Linked DNA regions of Homo sapiens: all the other regions are linked to region 3. Evidence: chromatin loops called from intact Hi-C (ENCODE). Cell type or tissue: A673. All regions are shown on one strand.

Evidence for each region. Peaks named below come from ENCODE experiments on the same cell type or tissue, not always from the same donor. Only the 100,000 strongest peaks of a DNase experiment are listed, where the experiment ranks them.
Region 1: a loop joins it to region 3, with 4 times the contacts of the local background. A loop is called at or near these places in 16 of 110 quality-filtered maps.
Region 2: it touches region 3 in a loop (6-fold over the local background); 16 of 110 quality-filtered maps call a loop at or near these places.

Annotation. Positions count from the first base shown.
Region 1 is chr11:33,985,652-33,990,651 of GRCh38, reverse strand. No RefSeq gene overlaps it. Among named protein-coding and RNA genes, the nearest start is that of CAPRIN1, 64 kb to the left of the region's middle. RefSeq lists an enhancer at 332-903. In A673, a CTCF peak has its summit at 2,467 (motif pointing right); a DNase peak (open chromatin) is centred at 2,491; H3K27ac peaks cover 2,149 bases.
Region 2 is chr11:33,968,571-33,973,570 of GRCh38, reverse strand. No RefSeq gene overlaps it. Among named protein-coding and RNA genes, the nearest start is that of LMO2, 79 kb to the right of the region's middle. RefSeq lists silencers at 2,215-2,509, 3,655-3,949. In A673, CTCF peaks have their summits at 2,157 and 2,356 (motif pointing right); a DNase peak (open chromatin) is centred at 2,360; H3K27ac peaks cover 598 bases.
Region 3 is chr11:33,833,299-33,838,298 of GRCh38, reverse strand. No RefSeq gene overlaps it. Among named protein-coding and RNA genes, the nearest start is that of LINC02721, 13 kb to the right of the region's middle. In A673, a CTCF peak has its summit at 2,681 (motif pointing left); DNase peaks (open chromatin) are centred at 798, 1,098, 2,648, 2,958 and 1 weaker place; H3K4me3 peaks cover 957 bases; H3K27ac peaks cover 3,258 bases.

The DNA of each region.
Region 1 (5,000 bases), 150 kb before region 3:
ACAAACCTTGAGCTAAACACAGGGTGCTGATTGGTGTATTTACAATCCCTGAGCTAGATATAAAGACTCTCCACGTCCCCACCAGACTCAGGAGCCCAGCTGGCTTCACCTAGTGGATCCCGCACCGGGGCTGCAGGTGGAGCTGCCTGCCAGTCCTGCGCCGTGCGCTCGCATTCCTTAGCCCTTGGGTGGTCGATGGGACGGGGCGCCTGGAGCAGGGGGTGGTGCTCGTCCGCGAGGCTCGGGCCGCACCGGAGCCCATGGAGGGGGTGGGAGGCTCAGGCATGGCGGGCTGCAGGTCCCTAGTCCTGCCCGGCGGGAAGGCAGCTAAGGCCCGGCAAGAAATCGAGCGCAGCGCCGGTGGGCCAGCACTGCTGGGGGACCCAGTACACCCTCCGCAGCCACTGGCCCGGGTGCTAAGTACCCCATTGTCCGGGGCCAGCAGGGCTGGCTGGCTGCTCCGAGTGCGGGGCCAGCCAAGCCCACGCCCACCCGGAACTCCAGCTGGCCCGCAAGCGCCGCACGCAGCCCCGGTTCCGGCTCGTGCCTCTCCCTCCACACCTCCCTTCAAGCTGAGGGAGTGGGCTCCGGCCTTGGCCAGCCCAGAAAGGGGCTCCCACAGTGCAGTGGGGGGCTGAAGGGCTCCTCAAGTGCCACCAAAGTGGGAGCCCAGGCAGGGGAGGTGCCGAGAGCAAGCGAGGGCTCTGAGGACTGCCAGCACGCTGTCACCTCTCAGTATTTTACAGAGTAAGTAGTGGTAAAGACCCACGCTTTTCACTATATTATTTTGACTGCTGTGATTCACTGCCCTCCTTCTCTACTGCTTCTTAAACTTTCCTGGTTAAGTGTTAACAAACAGAGGTATAGAGAGAAGGGCTGGGTCTTGCCACTCAACGTGTGGTCTTTGGACCAACAACAGGTATTACGTGGGAGCTCGTTAGAACTGCAGAATCGCAGCCTTAGCCTAGCCATGCTGAGTCAGGATCTGCAAGTGTAGGTGCGACTCCACAGGCCTCACACCCATGGAGCTGGCCCTGCCTACAGGAGAGACATCTGCACGTGAAAGCATGAGAAGCATTGTCCTAGAGGATTTTGTGATGCAATCTTTCACCAACGGGATGGCTTTAGTTTTATCTTTTTGCCTTTTTATCTCAAAGTATTTTAAAATGTTTCATTTATGCTCCTTAATATATCCATTGGTCTTACTATAAAATAACATTTACCCCAAAAAACCTTGAAGGAAAACTGATACTCTGATATGGTTTGGCTCTGTGTCCCCACCCAAATCTCATCTCAAACTGTAATTCCCATATGTCAAGGCAGGGATCTGGTGGGAGGTGATTGGATCATGGGAGTGGTTTCTCCTGTGATGTTCTTGTGACGGTGTGTGTAAGTTTTCATGAGATCTGAAGCTTTGAAAGTGTTTGGCAGTTTCCCCTGTCTTCTCTTTCTCACCTGCTGCCATGTAAGACATGCCTTGCTTCCCCTTGGCTTTCTGCCATGATTGTAGGTTTCCTAAGGCCTCTCCATCCATGCAGAACTGTGTGTCAATTAAACCTCCTTTCTTTATAAAGTATCCACTTTTGGATATGTCTTTATAGCAGGGCGAAAATGGACTAATACATACTCTTAGATGATACACTGTGTTTACTTACCGTATCAGTACCTACAGGATTCTGCTTATTCCAGAAAGTCCACACATCCTAGTGTGGAAAACCTGGGCTTAGCCCATCCTAGGTGTAGACTGCAGAGCCCTTGCGTAGATGCTTTTGACAGAATCACCTCCATATGAGTTTCATGTCCTATTTGTCCAAGAAGTTGAGCATTCATGCAATGTCTCCTTAAACCCCTTATTTAAGCTCTCCAAATCTCAGTCTTCTCATCTATAAAATGGGAAGAATAGCACCTATCATCGAGGTATGTTGTGAAGTTTAAACAAATAATACATAAGGCCGGGCATGGTGGCTCATTCCTGTAATCCCAGCACTTTGGGAGGCTGAGGGGGGTGGATCGCTTGAGTCTAAAAGTTCAAGACCAGCCTGGGTGACATGGTAAAACCTTGTCTCAAAAAATAAAAACAAAAACACACAAAAAACTAGCCGGGCATGGTGGCGCATGCCTCTAGTGCCAGCTACCCGGGGGGTGGGGGGTGGGTGGGGAGGCTGAAGTGAGAGGATCGCTTGAGCCCGGGAGGCGGAGGTTACAGTGAGCTGAGATTGTGCCATGGCACTCCAGCCTGGGTGACGGAGAGAGAACTTGTCTCGAAAAAAAAAAAAAGAAAAGCTTAGAGTCTGGTGAAGATGACTTTTATATTTTTCAGTGAGAGAAACTATTTCTAAAAAGAACTCTAAGGTCACTGGGAGGAGCAACAGCAGCAGCATTGACAAGAGGGTCTCTTACACCAAGTCAACGTTCGTCGGTTGCATATTAAAGAATAAGAGCTGGGCAGCACTGTGGATGCCCCTCAAGGCTCAAGGGGGCGCTCTAAGCTTCAATTCTAGGGACTTGGCAAGCACATTCAGCCAGGGCTTGTGCTTTGAATACAAGCAGAGGCAGGGGAGTTTTGCAGAGAAGGAGGTAGGTGGGCTGTGCTTAGGAAAATTGGATTTTCTGCCAGTCTGGGCATGTGGAAGCTTGAGAGATGCATTTGGGAACATTTTTGGGAAAATATTTTTTACCTCTCAAATTCTACAATTGAATATGGTAACTTAAATATATGTATATATTTAGGTTATATACATTAAACATGCTATTGTAAAAATTTCAAATATTAGAGAAAGTGTAGCTTTGAAGGTGAAAGTCCCCCCACTATGGCCCTTCCACTTAAAGAAGAAAAAGTGTTAAGCGTATTTGTTATGCATATTTGCTATGTAAAGTGTTAAGCGTATTTGCTATGACTAAATTAACTACTCAGCTAAATCACTATATGTATACAAGAACATACGCATATGTTTTTATATAAGTATAAGTGCTGACATTTATTTTTTATTTATTTATTTTTTGAGACATGGTCTTGCTTTGTCACCCAGGCTGAAGTGCAGTGGTGCCATCTTGGCTCACTGTAACCTCTGCCTACTGTGTTCAAGTGATTCTTGTGCCTCAGCCTCCCGAGTAGCTGGGACTACAGGCATGTGCCACCATGCCTGGCTAATTTTTAAATTTTTGGTAGAGACAGGGTTTCGCCATGTTGGCCAGTCTGGTCTCGAACTCCTGACCTCAAGTGGTCCGCCTGCCTCGGTCTCCCAAAGTGCTGGGATTACAGGTATGAGCCACCATGCCTAGCCATGAATGCTGACATTTAGCTTCACAAGGCTAACTTGAGCTGTGAAGCAAAAGCCTGGAAAGCTTGTGTCGTGTGGCCCAGGACATGCTCTTCCCATGAGCAAGTAGCACAAAAAGCAAATTATCAGAAACTTACGATCTGAGTGTGGAAACAAAACAAAGGGAGGAAATTAATCTTCTGAAATTTCTCTCAACTAAGAGGGTACCCTTCTCTTACTCCCCCTCCAGCACATCCGGGAACTAGTATCTCACAGCACATATTTTGAAAAATGCTGACTTTCTGTTTGTCATTTTTAGGTTTCCTTAAAGCAGAAATTATAGCTAGGTTATGTTGTTGCCTTTTAAATTATTTTTTTTTTAGTTTATTTTTTTATTGATCATTCTTGGGTGTTTCTCGCAGAGGGGGATTTGGCAGGGTCCTAGGACAATAGTGGAGGGAAGGTCAGCAGATAAACAAGTGAACAAAGGTCTCTGGTTTTCCTAGGCAGAGGACCCTGGGGCCCTCCGCAGTGTTTGTGTCCCTGGGTACTTGAGATTAGGGAGTAGTGATGACTCTTAACGAGCATGCTGCCTTCAAGCATCTGTTTAACAAAGCACATCTTGCACCACCCTTAATCCATTTAACCCTGAGTGGACACAGCACATGTTTCAGAGCGCACAGGGTTGGGGGTAAGGTCACAGATCAACAGGATCCCAAGGCAGAATAATTTTTCTTAGTACAGAACAAAATGAAAAGTCTCCCATGTCTACTTCTTTCTACACAGACACGGCAACCATCCGATTTCTCAATCTTTTCCCCACCTTTCCCCCCTTTCCACTCCACAAAACCGCCATTGTCATCATGGCCCGTTCGCAATGAGCTGTTGGGTACACCTCCCAGACGGGGTGGTGGCCAGGCAGAGGGGCTCCTCACTTCCCAGTAGGGGCGGCCGGGCAGAGGCACCCCTCACCTCCCGGACGGGGCGGCTGGCCCGGGCCGGGGGGCTGACCCCCCCCACCTCCCTCCCGGACGGGGTGGCTGGCCTGGCGGGGGCTGACCCCCACCTCCCTCCCGGACGGGGTGGCTGCCGGGCGGAGACGCTCCTCACTTCCCAGACAGGGTGGCTGCTGGGCGGAGGGGCTCCTCACTTCTCAGACGGGGTGGTTGCCAGGCGGAGGGTCTCCTCACTTCTCAGACGGGGCGGCTGGGCAGAGACGCTCCTCACCTCCCAGATGGGGTCGCGGCCGGGCAGAGGCGCTCCCCACATCTCAGACGATGGGCGGCCGGGCAGAGACGCTCCTCACTTCCTAGATGGGATGGCCAGGAAGTGAGGACTGGGCAGCCAGGCAGAGAGGCTCCTCACGTCCCAGACAATGGGCAGCCAGGCAGAGACACTCCTCACTTCCCAGACGGGGTGGCGGCCGGGCAGAGGCTGCACTCTTGGCACTTTGGGAGGCCAAGGCAGGCGGCTGGGAGGTGGAGGTTGTAGCGAGCCGAGATCAAGCCACTGCACTCCAGCCTGGGCACCATTGAGCACTGAGTGAACCAGACTCCGTCTGCAATCCCGGCACCTCGGGAGGCCGAGGTTGGCGGATCACTTGCGGTTAGGAGCTGGAGACCAGCCCGGCCAACACAGCGAAACCCCGTCTCCACCAAAAAAATACGAAAACCAGTCAGGCGTGGCAGCGCGCGCCTGCAATTGCAGGCACACGGCAGGCTGAGGCAGGAGAATCAGGCA
Region 2 (5,000 bases), 140 kb before region 3:
CAGTTTTAAATGCATTTTTGACTTAGGATATTTTCAACTTAGTTTATCAAGATGTAACCCCATTGTAAGTAAGAAACATTTGCATTCCACAATAATAGTCATATGAAGATGGTACACTGTCCTAAAACAAGGGCTTTGTGGTTTTATTTTTTAATTTTTTACATTTTTAAATGTTTTTGAGATGGAGTCTTGCTGTGTCACCCAGGCTGGAGTGCAGTGGCATGATCTTGGCTCACTGCAACCTCCACCTCCAGGGTTCAAGCGATTCTCCTGCCTCAGCCTCCCGAGTAGCTGGGATTATAGGTGCATGCCACGATGCCTGGCTAATTTTTGTATTTTTAGTAGAGACGGGGTTTCGCCATGTTGGCCAGGCTGGTCTCAAACTCCTGACCTCAGGTGATCTGCCCACCTTGGCCTCCTAAAGTGCTGGGATTACAGGCATGAGCCACCATGCCTGGCCGGTAGTTTTATTTTAAAATTAACACGTGCTGTACCTTTACGGCAGAAAACTTAAAAAGCAGAGCAGAGAAAAACAACCACCACTCCAACAAAAAGATCGCAGCTGCTAACATTTTGGTTTGTGTCTTTTTGTTTTTTATTCTCCCAAGTATATGTACATCTTTTTCTATCTTTTCAAAATGTGATACTGTTCTACAGTATGCTTCCCCCTTCCTGGTTTTTTAAACTTAGCAATAGACTGTGAATCTTTCCCATGGATGAATTGCTTCTTAAAATAGATGTTCCATTGAAAGTAGCCATATCCTGGGCCGGTAGATTCGTTACTATTCTTTTCTTCTTCCTCTTTTTTTTTTTTTTTTTTTTTTTTTTTTTAGTTGAGACGGAATCTCGCTCTGTCGCCCAGGCTGGAGTGCGGTGGTGCGATCTCGGCTCACTGCAAACTCCGCCTCCCAGGTTCACGCCATTCTCCTGCCTCAGCCTCCCGAGTACCTGGGATTATAGGTGTATGCCACCACACCTGGCTAATTTTTGTATTTGTAGTAGAGACGGGGTTTCGCCATTTTGGCTAGGCTGGTCTCGAACTCCTGACCTCAGGTGATCTGCCCACCTCGGCCTCCTAAAGTGCTGGGATTACAGACATGAGCCACCACGCCTGGCCGGTGGTTTCATTTTAAAATTAACACGTGCTGTATGTTTACGGCAGAAAACTTAAAAAGCAGAGCACAGAAAAACAACTACCACTCCCAACAAAAAGATCACAGCTGCTAACATTTTGGTTTGTGTCTTTTTGTTTTTTATTCTCCCAAGTATATGTACATCTTTTTCTATCTTTTCAAAACGCGATATTGTTCTACAGTATGCTTCCCCCTTCCTGGTTTTTTAAACTTAGCAATAGACTGTGAACCTTTGCCATGGATGAATTGCTTCTTAAAATAGATGTTCCATTGAAAGTAGCCATATCCTGGGCCAGTAGATTCGTTACTATTCTTTTCTTTTTTCTTTTCTTTTCTTTTTCTTTTCTTTTCTTTTTTTTTTTTTTTGAGACGGAGTCTCGCTCTCTCGCCCAGGCTGGAGTGCAGTGGCGCGATCTCGGCTCACTGCAAACTCCGCCTCCCAGGTTCACGCCATTCTCCTGCCTCAGCCTCCCGAGTAGCTGGGACTACAGGCGCCCGCTACCACGCCCGGCTGAGTTTTTGTATTTTTTTTAGTAGAGACAGGGTTTCACCGTGTCAGCCAGGATGGTCTTGATCTCCTGACCTCATGATCCGCCCGCCTCGGCCTTCCAAAGTGCTGGGATTACAAGTGTGAGCCACCGCGCCCGGCCTCTTTTTTTTTTTTAAAGGTGCGGATGCCCATGGCTGTCCAAATCTGTGAAGCTCTGCACACTGCATTTCCTTCTTGGAAAATTAGCACGTGCATATTAGCATGTAGCAAGCTCTGCAAAGCCCTTTCGTAAACAAGCTCCTCGACTTTGATTAGATCAGTGTTTTCCAAACTGATTTAACACTGGAGCCACTTATTCTCATAACTCCTATTAATGTCTCAGGATTCATTTGGGGAAACACTGTTGCAGGCTGAAGCTTCTTTAAGAGGAAGGAGAAGGTCTTGTGCATTTTTGTTGTTTCCACGCTGCCTTACAACTGGGTTTTAAAGAAATTATGAAAAATGGGATTGGATTGATGAATTCACTTCTAACCAACAGCCACACACGTGTAACTTGGGGGCCAAGGTTAGAGGCTGGGGCTGCACTCCGGAGTGCCTCTCAGTGTAAAGCTAATTGGCCCCTTTGGGGGATGAACCTCTGAACTTGGCCTCGTTAGTGCCGGCACAGAACAGCTGAGTTGGTTTATCTGGTGCCATAAAATTGTTCTCTCACCCAGATTCTCATGCTGTCCTCCAGGTGGCAATGCTGGTTTGTCAACCTTCTGAGATAGCGCCTGATACTTGGGCCGAGCAAAGATGGAAATGGAAGGGAAGCAGATGCGGATGAGGAATGGAGTTGGGAGTGGAGTGATTATTGAAAATTAGAAGACACCCTGTCAGGTTTGCAGCTGACATGAAGCTGAAGCGCAGCCTCATACATTGGGTGTCCAGATTCAGATTTTAAGGAATCTTGAGGAACCAGTAAGCCACAAGTAAATATTACTAGCATTTATTGAGCACCAACTATGGGGCTTACAACGTGCCAGATCATTTCATTCATTGTTTCTTTTAATGCCCTCAACAGACCTATGAGGTAGGTCTTGGAGGTTGAAATAATGGAGCTGGAAATTGGACCTTGATTCCTAAGGCCTGGTATTGTATATGAGAGCTTTGCTAGACTGAAATAAGAGGATATTTACCAGGGATGAAACATGCAAAATGTTTATCCATCTATCTATCTATCTCTCTATCTATCTATCTATCTATCTATCTATCTATCTATCTGCCTATCTCTCATCTATCTCTCATTTCATTAGTGTAGGATGGGCCTGATAACATTTCATGAAATTAATACTAGGGTTTTTTTTTTTAAGTTAGCCACCTGCTAAATAAATCAGTTACAGTTCTGGACTGCATCCTTTAAATGACAACACTCAGATCAGGACAGTGGAGATATTTATTTCCTAGCTCTTCTTTTCATTCTCGTGGTCACTATGCAAGATAAACATGGCCACACTGAATGATCCCAGAGTGGCCGGCTTAAAGTCTAGTTGTAGCACTGAGTGGTTCTACTCAGTATAACTGTATCTCTATTATACTTGTCACCTAGGAAATGTTGAAATTATTTCCCTAAATGCCTCATTCTCCCAGTGGACCATGCGTTTCTTGAGGGAAGAAACCATGCCCTTCATTTCTGTATTCATAGGGCCTAGCAAAGTACCTGGTACATATTAATAGTAAGTCATTAGTAAAGCTTTTTTTGAGATAGGGTCTGGCTCTGTGGTCCAGGCTGGAGTGCAGTGGCACGATCTTGGCTCACTGCAACCTCTGTCTGCCAGGCTTAAGAGATCCTCCTGCCTCAGCCTCCTGAGTAGCTGGTACTACAGGCACACACCACCACACCTGGCTAATTTTTTTATTTTTAGTAGAGACAGGGTTTTGCCATGTCGCCCAGGTTGGTCTCAAACTGCTGAGCTCAAGCGATCTGCCTGCCTTGGCCTCCCAAAGTGCTGGGACTACAGACTGAGCCACCACACCCAGCAAGCAAAGTTTAAATGAATGGATGAGTAAGTAAATGAAAGCTGTCTCCTGCAGAAATGTAATCAGAGCATGAACTGATGAAGGAACTGAGGAAGCTTAGTCTAGCCTAGAATAAAGAAGACCTGAAGGAGCTAGAACTATCTTGCAAGATGTAAAAGGCTGTTATAGGCATGAGGTTGTAGTGCAAGTTTGTGCTTCTTCAAGTGGAAGGCCAAGGAAGGCCAGTCTCTTAAACAAACAAGAATCTAACAGCAATCGCCTTTCCATCTCCTGAACCAGAGGTGGGATGGCCATCAGGTGGGAATGTGGGAGAAGGAGTTTCTGCATCGTGTGTCAGGCTGAACAAGAGGCCACTCAGGCTTGCAGCGGTCTTGTCACCACTTTGTGCCAGTGCCCAGAATAGTGCTGGCCACATAGAAGGCACTTGATAAATATTTACTGAAGAAATGAATAAACAGTCTTCTACTAATTGAAGATTCATTCAACTAACATTTATTAAATTTTTCTGTGTGTTAGGTCTGTGCTTGGCTGCAGAGGCTGTTTCAGGTAAAAGGACTCAGTCCCATCCTAAGGGGGAGTGTATCATTCTGGTTGGAGCACCAGGTAGAGCTAGACTGTCTGGGTTTGAAATCCAGCCCTGCCAATTACTTTACTTTGTTATGCCTCAGTTTCCTCAACTATAAAACGGGAGTGAAAATAGCATTCACCCGAAGGAATTATTTTGATAACTAAGTGAATTAACACTTGGCATTAACCACTCAAATGTTAATGATTATCATGGTACAGACTTTCCAGCAGGGCCACAGGTAAGTTACTATTATGTGATGGATGCTTTGATGGGTGCATCCAGACTGAAATATGTGAGCACCTGGACAGGTTAATAAATAGAAATTTTATCGAATCAATGTGCTGTAAATCTTTATTCAGTTTTGGGTTTTTTTGTAACAGAGTCTCGCTCTGTCATCTAGGCTGGAGTGCAGTGGTGCCATCATGGCTTACGGCAGACTCAACCTCCTAGACTCAAGCGATCCTCCCACTTCAGCCTCCCAAGTAACTGGGACCACAGGCATGCGCCACCACACCTGGCTAGTTTTTACAATTTTTGTAGAGATGGGGTCTCGCTATGTTGCCCAGGCTGATCTTGAACTCCTGGGCTCAAGCAGTCCTTCCACCTTGGCCTTCCAAAGTGTTGAGATTACAGGCATGAGCCACCACACTTGGCCATTTATTCAGTTTTTAAAACGGAAGAGGCTGAGCACTTGCGGAGGCAGGACTGCTGCTCACCCACCAGAGTTTTTTGGTGGTACTTTCCCTTCCTCTAGAGCTTTCTAGCATATACACTAGACATATATATTATA
Region 3 (5,000 bases):
ACAACACACACCAGGGCCTGTTTGGGGGTTGGGGGTGAGGGGAGGGAACTTAGAGGACGGGTCAATAGGAGCAGCAAACCACCATGGCACACGTATACCTGTGTAACAAACCTACACGTTCTGCACATCTATCCCTTTTTTTTTTTTAGCAAAAAAAAAAGAGTAGTTATATAATTTCTTAGATGATATAAAAAAATTCAGTGCTGTAAAATAGATATTTGCTGCATCATTCAATATCAAATGTAAAGACACATAACAAAAAGTATAAAATACTCTAGACCTTTTTTAGGATCCTCTGTTGCAATCCATTATGATTTCTATGCATACTTGTGGCATTGCTGTATGTAACTTTTCTTTACATTTGCAAGTAGCCTTCTGAAAGTTTGTACATGCTTTCTTTTGTCATCTACTGGACAACCTCCCTCACCCAAATATCCACATATGAAATGTTTGTGTTCTAATAGTTTCATGTGTTCTTTATGTGTAGTTCTAATAGCTTTATGTGTTCTACCTGGCTTATACCAGAGACTGTATCTGAAATAATAAAGATAAATAATCTTTTTCAAAATTAGTTCATTCATTACTTCTGCTATCAGTTTAACTATTTGGTTTTTATATTTTATTCCTTAAAACTGTGTAACATTATTTGGTATCAATGTGCCATATTTTATTGAATTTTTGATAGTTTTTGCTAAGGAAGACAATTTTCCCTCCCTTCCTTCCTTGTTTCCTTCCTTCCTTCCTTCCTTCCTTCCTTCCTTCCTTCCTTCCTTTCTTTTTTTGAGACTGAGTCTCACTCTGTTGCCCAGGCTGGAGTGCTGTGGCACGATCTGGGCTCACTGCAACCTTTGTCTCCCGGGTTCAAGGCTGAGGGCCTGCCTCAGCCTTCCGAGTAGCTGGGACTACAGGCACGCACCACCACACCTGGCTAATTTTGTACTTTTAGTAGAGATGGGGTTTCGTCATGTTGGCCAGGCTGGACTTAAACTCCTGACCTCAAGTGATCCGCCCACCTTGGCCTCCCAAAGTGCTGGCATTACAGGCGGGAGCCATCATGCCCTGCCGGAAGACAATTTGCATCACTGCACTAGTAGTTTCCTGGATAATCTTCTCCCTAGATGTTGTCTTGTCAAAGCCGAGTCATGTATATTACGTGCACATGATATTGTTTCTCTTTATCATAGCATCTTTATCACTTTATATTATATATATTTCAAATCTTTGAATTCTTAACACCATTGAAGTGCATTTACCCTCTGTTTATTAGTATTATGTGATAAGTACTGCCAACCCATTCTAACATCTTTATTCTTCAGTTGACACTTTTTTTTCATCCCTGAAGAATTTGCAATATAGAGAAAACACAGAAACCATTAAGGTAGAATAATAAGGGGCGTGGTCGGTTTGACATTGGTAAGAATTTATGGGCCGGGCGCGGTGGCTCACGCCTGTAATCCCAGCACTTTGGGAGGCCGAGGCGGGTGGATCATGAGGTCAGGAGATCGAGACCATCCTGGCTAACAAGGTGAAACCCCGTCTCTACTAAAAATACAAAAAATTAGCCGGGCACGGTGGCGGGCGCCTGTAGTCCCAGCTACTCGGGAGGCTGAGGCAGGAGAATGGCGTGAACCCGGGAAGCGGAGCTTGCAGTGAGCCGAGATTGCGCCATTGCAGTCCGCAGTCCGGCCTGGGCGACAGAGCGAGACTCCGTCTCAAAAAAAAAAAAAAAAAAAAAAAAAATTTATGAATAAGTAATTTCTGAAAACTTCCTACCTGTACTGATAGTAGTTAAATACGATGGAAAGTTAAAATTCTTATGTATACATTTTGTAGACAAATTTCAAATAGAGTGTTCTATGGACAAAAATTCAAATTACATAGCCAAGTACCTCGATAGGGAAAAGAAAATCTAGTTTAATGTTTTCTTTTTCTCTTCCACTTTTTTCTCAAGTTATGTCTGACATAAATATTGAAATTAAATCCACATCCTAATTTAGCATTTTTTGCCTCCTGATTCTATCTTCTCCAAAAATATATTCAGTAGTCTAATTGATTGTCTTTGATTTCCTTCCATGTTTTCTGATTCTGAAATTAATTTTAAAAACTCCTTTGTAGTATCTGAGCAAAAAATCAATGGTATTTTATCTCGGAACTTACATGTACATAACATACAAAATATATAATTAACAGACTGCTAAATATTATCAAGCATTAATATTTTTATTAACAGGATATGCACAACAAGCAATTTCCATTATAGAACTAGCCAGATCACGAAGTGGTAATCTCTAATTTATGTGCATGTAATTCATTTTGTGGATTATCTGAGTGTATGTCATTTGATGGTGATTAATCTAATAATGAAAGTTCTTGTAGATTTAAACGAGGAATTCAGGAATAGCTTTTGGGTGCAGCGAACACAGCAGATAATGTGAAATGCAGTATGAAATATTAATTAGCCAGAGCTCTAACAACAATAGGGATTTAAAAAACATTTAAACACTCACCTACCAATAGATAAAGTGATTTCTTGTTTAGAAGTAAAAGTTATTTTCAGATGATGTTAGACATGTTGATTTCGAATACTGACTCATTTTTCCTTTGTAAATGGACTCTGAACAAAATATAGTAAACATCTTAAAACAAGACACTTTACTGCCATCTGCCGGGAAGTTGTAAGAAACATACAAATCGTCAATCTTTCCAATAAACAAAATAAAAATAAACATATAAAAATTATCACAATAATAAAGCATCTCTGATATGAACGGCACCTTGTTGAATGAGGAGTGCTTGTGCAGTGCCCAACATAGATCATCATGCCTAGATTTTACTATAGCTGCTTTCAAGTCTCTGTCAGAGAAGAGAAATTCCAGTTGGAGAAACATTCTTGAGGTCCAGTCTGGTGTTGCTCATTCATACTGTTGGTAGAAAACAGGGGAGGGGCCACAGTCTATAATTCAACTTCTGCAGAAGGCTGTCTACTCTCGTGAGTCAGACTGGGAGCTGGAGACTTTCATCACTTGCCCCAGGACAGAAGGCAGAATCTTCTCAAGGGTAAATCCATTGACTCTGCAGAAAGTGGGAGAAGGGGAGGAGTTAAACCCAGGAAAACTTTTTAAGGGAAAAAAGACTTGTCCCTTAAATTAGGGAGCTTGCAGATGAGCCAGAAGGATCCCTAAAGAACTTTAAGTGGAGGTAGGGGAGGGAGCTTTACGCATTTTGATTATAATTCTTCAGTGCAAACTCACAACTTCTTACTAGAAAGGGTGACATGAGCTCTGGCATGCTTTGCTTAGAAACAATGGTCAAGAATCCATTACTATTTTCTATTCCCAGAAGACAAATTCTCAGATGGAAAGGTGGTAAGACATCACCCTTATACACCCTCAGGTACTTGAGGTAAATCTTAAATGAGTCTGTATTTCTTGTGATGCAAATAGCAAAACTTAATATTAAACCAATAACTAATGCAGGGCTGAATGTCTTCCATTACCTCAGACAGTACCTGGCCCACAAGTGGCACTATCCCAAAGTGCTAAGTGAGCAATGATGATGTAGAATTAGGGAAACCAGAGAAGACTTCCAGGAGAAGGTGCTAGATCTTGACAAGGGGGCAGAATTGAGTTAGATCTCGACAAAGGGGCAGAACATTAGCAGGCAGAGACAGCAAGGAAAGGCCGCAGAGGTGTATATAGCCCTATGAAAAGCAAGACTCATAAAGTGGACAAAGAACTCGAACCATCGAGTGGACACTGGAGACAGGAGAATGTCAGGACAGCATGGTGACAGTGTATAGTGAGGAAGCTGAGATGTGGCAGGGGCCACAGTTTTGACACTGTGCATGGAAGCCAATTTGCAAGGGAGAATAATGATTGAATGGGAGAGGAGGGAAGGAAAACTAGAGAAGAGGAGGTTAGTTAAGCTACTCTCTCTCTTAATTTTTCAGTAAAGTAATATGTATATGTATATATTTCAAAGTGCACATAAATATATATAGCTTGATGAATAATTGATTTATTTACTTCTAACAACATAGATTAATTTTCAGATCTACTTTTTTGAAAAGGAGTTTTAAAAGATGGTAAAAGGAGAAAAATGGGATGGTAGCTTGAGTGGAAGCATCAATGGAAAGGAATTTTTAGGGCTGGTCTTGGTGGCTCACGCCTGTAATCCCAGCACTTTGGGAGGCTGAGTCGATTGCACTCTAGTCACCCAGGCTGGAGTGCAATGGCACGATCTTGGCTCACTGCAACCTCTGCCTCCCAGGTTCAAGCGATTATCCTGCCTCGGCCTCCCAAGTAGCTGGGATTACAGGTGCCCACCACCACACCCGGCTAATTTTTGTATTTTTTAGTAGAGACAGGGTTTCACCATGTTGGCCAGACTGGTCTCGAACTCCTGACCTTGTGATCCACCTGCTTCGGCCTCCCAAAGTGCTGAGATTGCAGGCATGAGCCACTGCGCCCAGCCCATAGACAGTTGTGAGCACGAACACTGAGCCAGACACACTCCCTAAGGTGTTATATGGTAATTCATTTGCTCCCCATAATAATGAGAAAGGCAATATTTATACGCCCATTTTACAGATAAAGAAATTAGCTGTGGGACTTATGGAAGTTAACTTTTTGATGTTTCAGTTTCCTTATCTATAAAATGCTAGCATTTAGAACATTGATAAGATTCATAGAGCCCATTCATTAGTTCAGCAAATTTTACCGAGCCCCTACTATGTGCCAGGCACTATTCTAGGCACTGGAGAAAGAGCAGGAAAAATGTTTTATTAGAAATACATTATATATATATATGGTTGGTGCAAAGGTAATTGCAATTTCAGACCATGAATTTGAAATCATTATAACTAGGCTCAAACACATCTTTATTCGTAAGAATAGGAACCATTACAATCAACACATTTTTACCAATGAGAAATGTTTGCTTATTGCTGTAGTGTAAAAATCCATACTTCAACATTTGAACTCTTGGAAAGCATTTTCTGC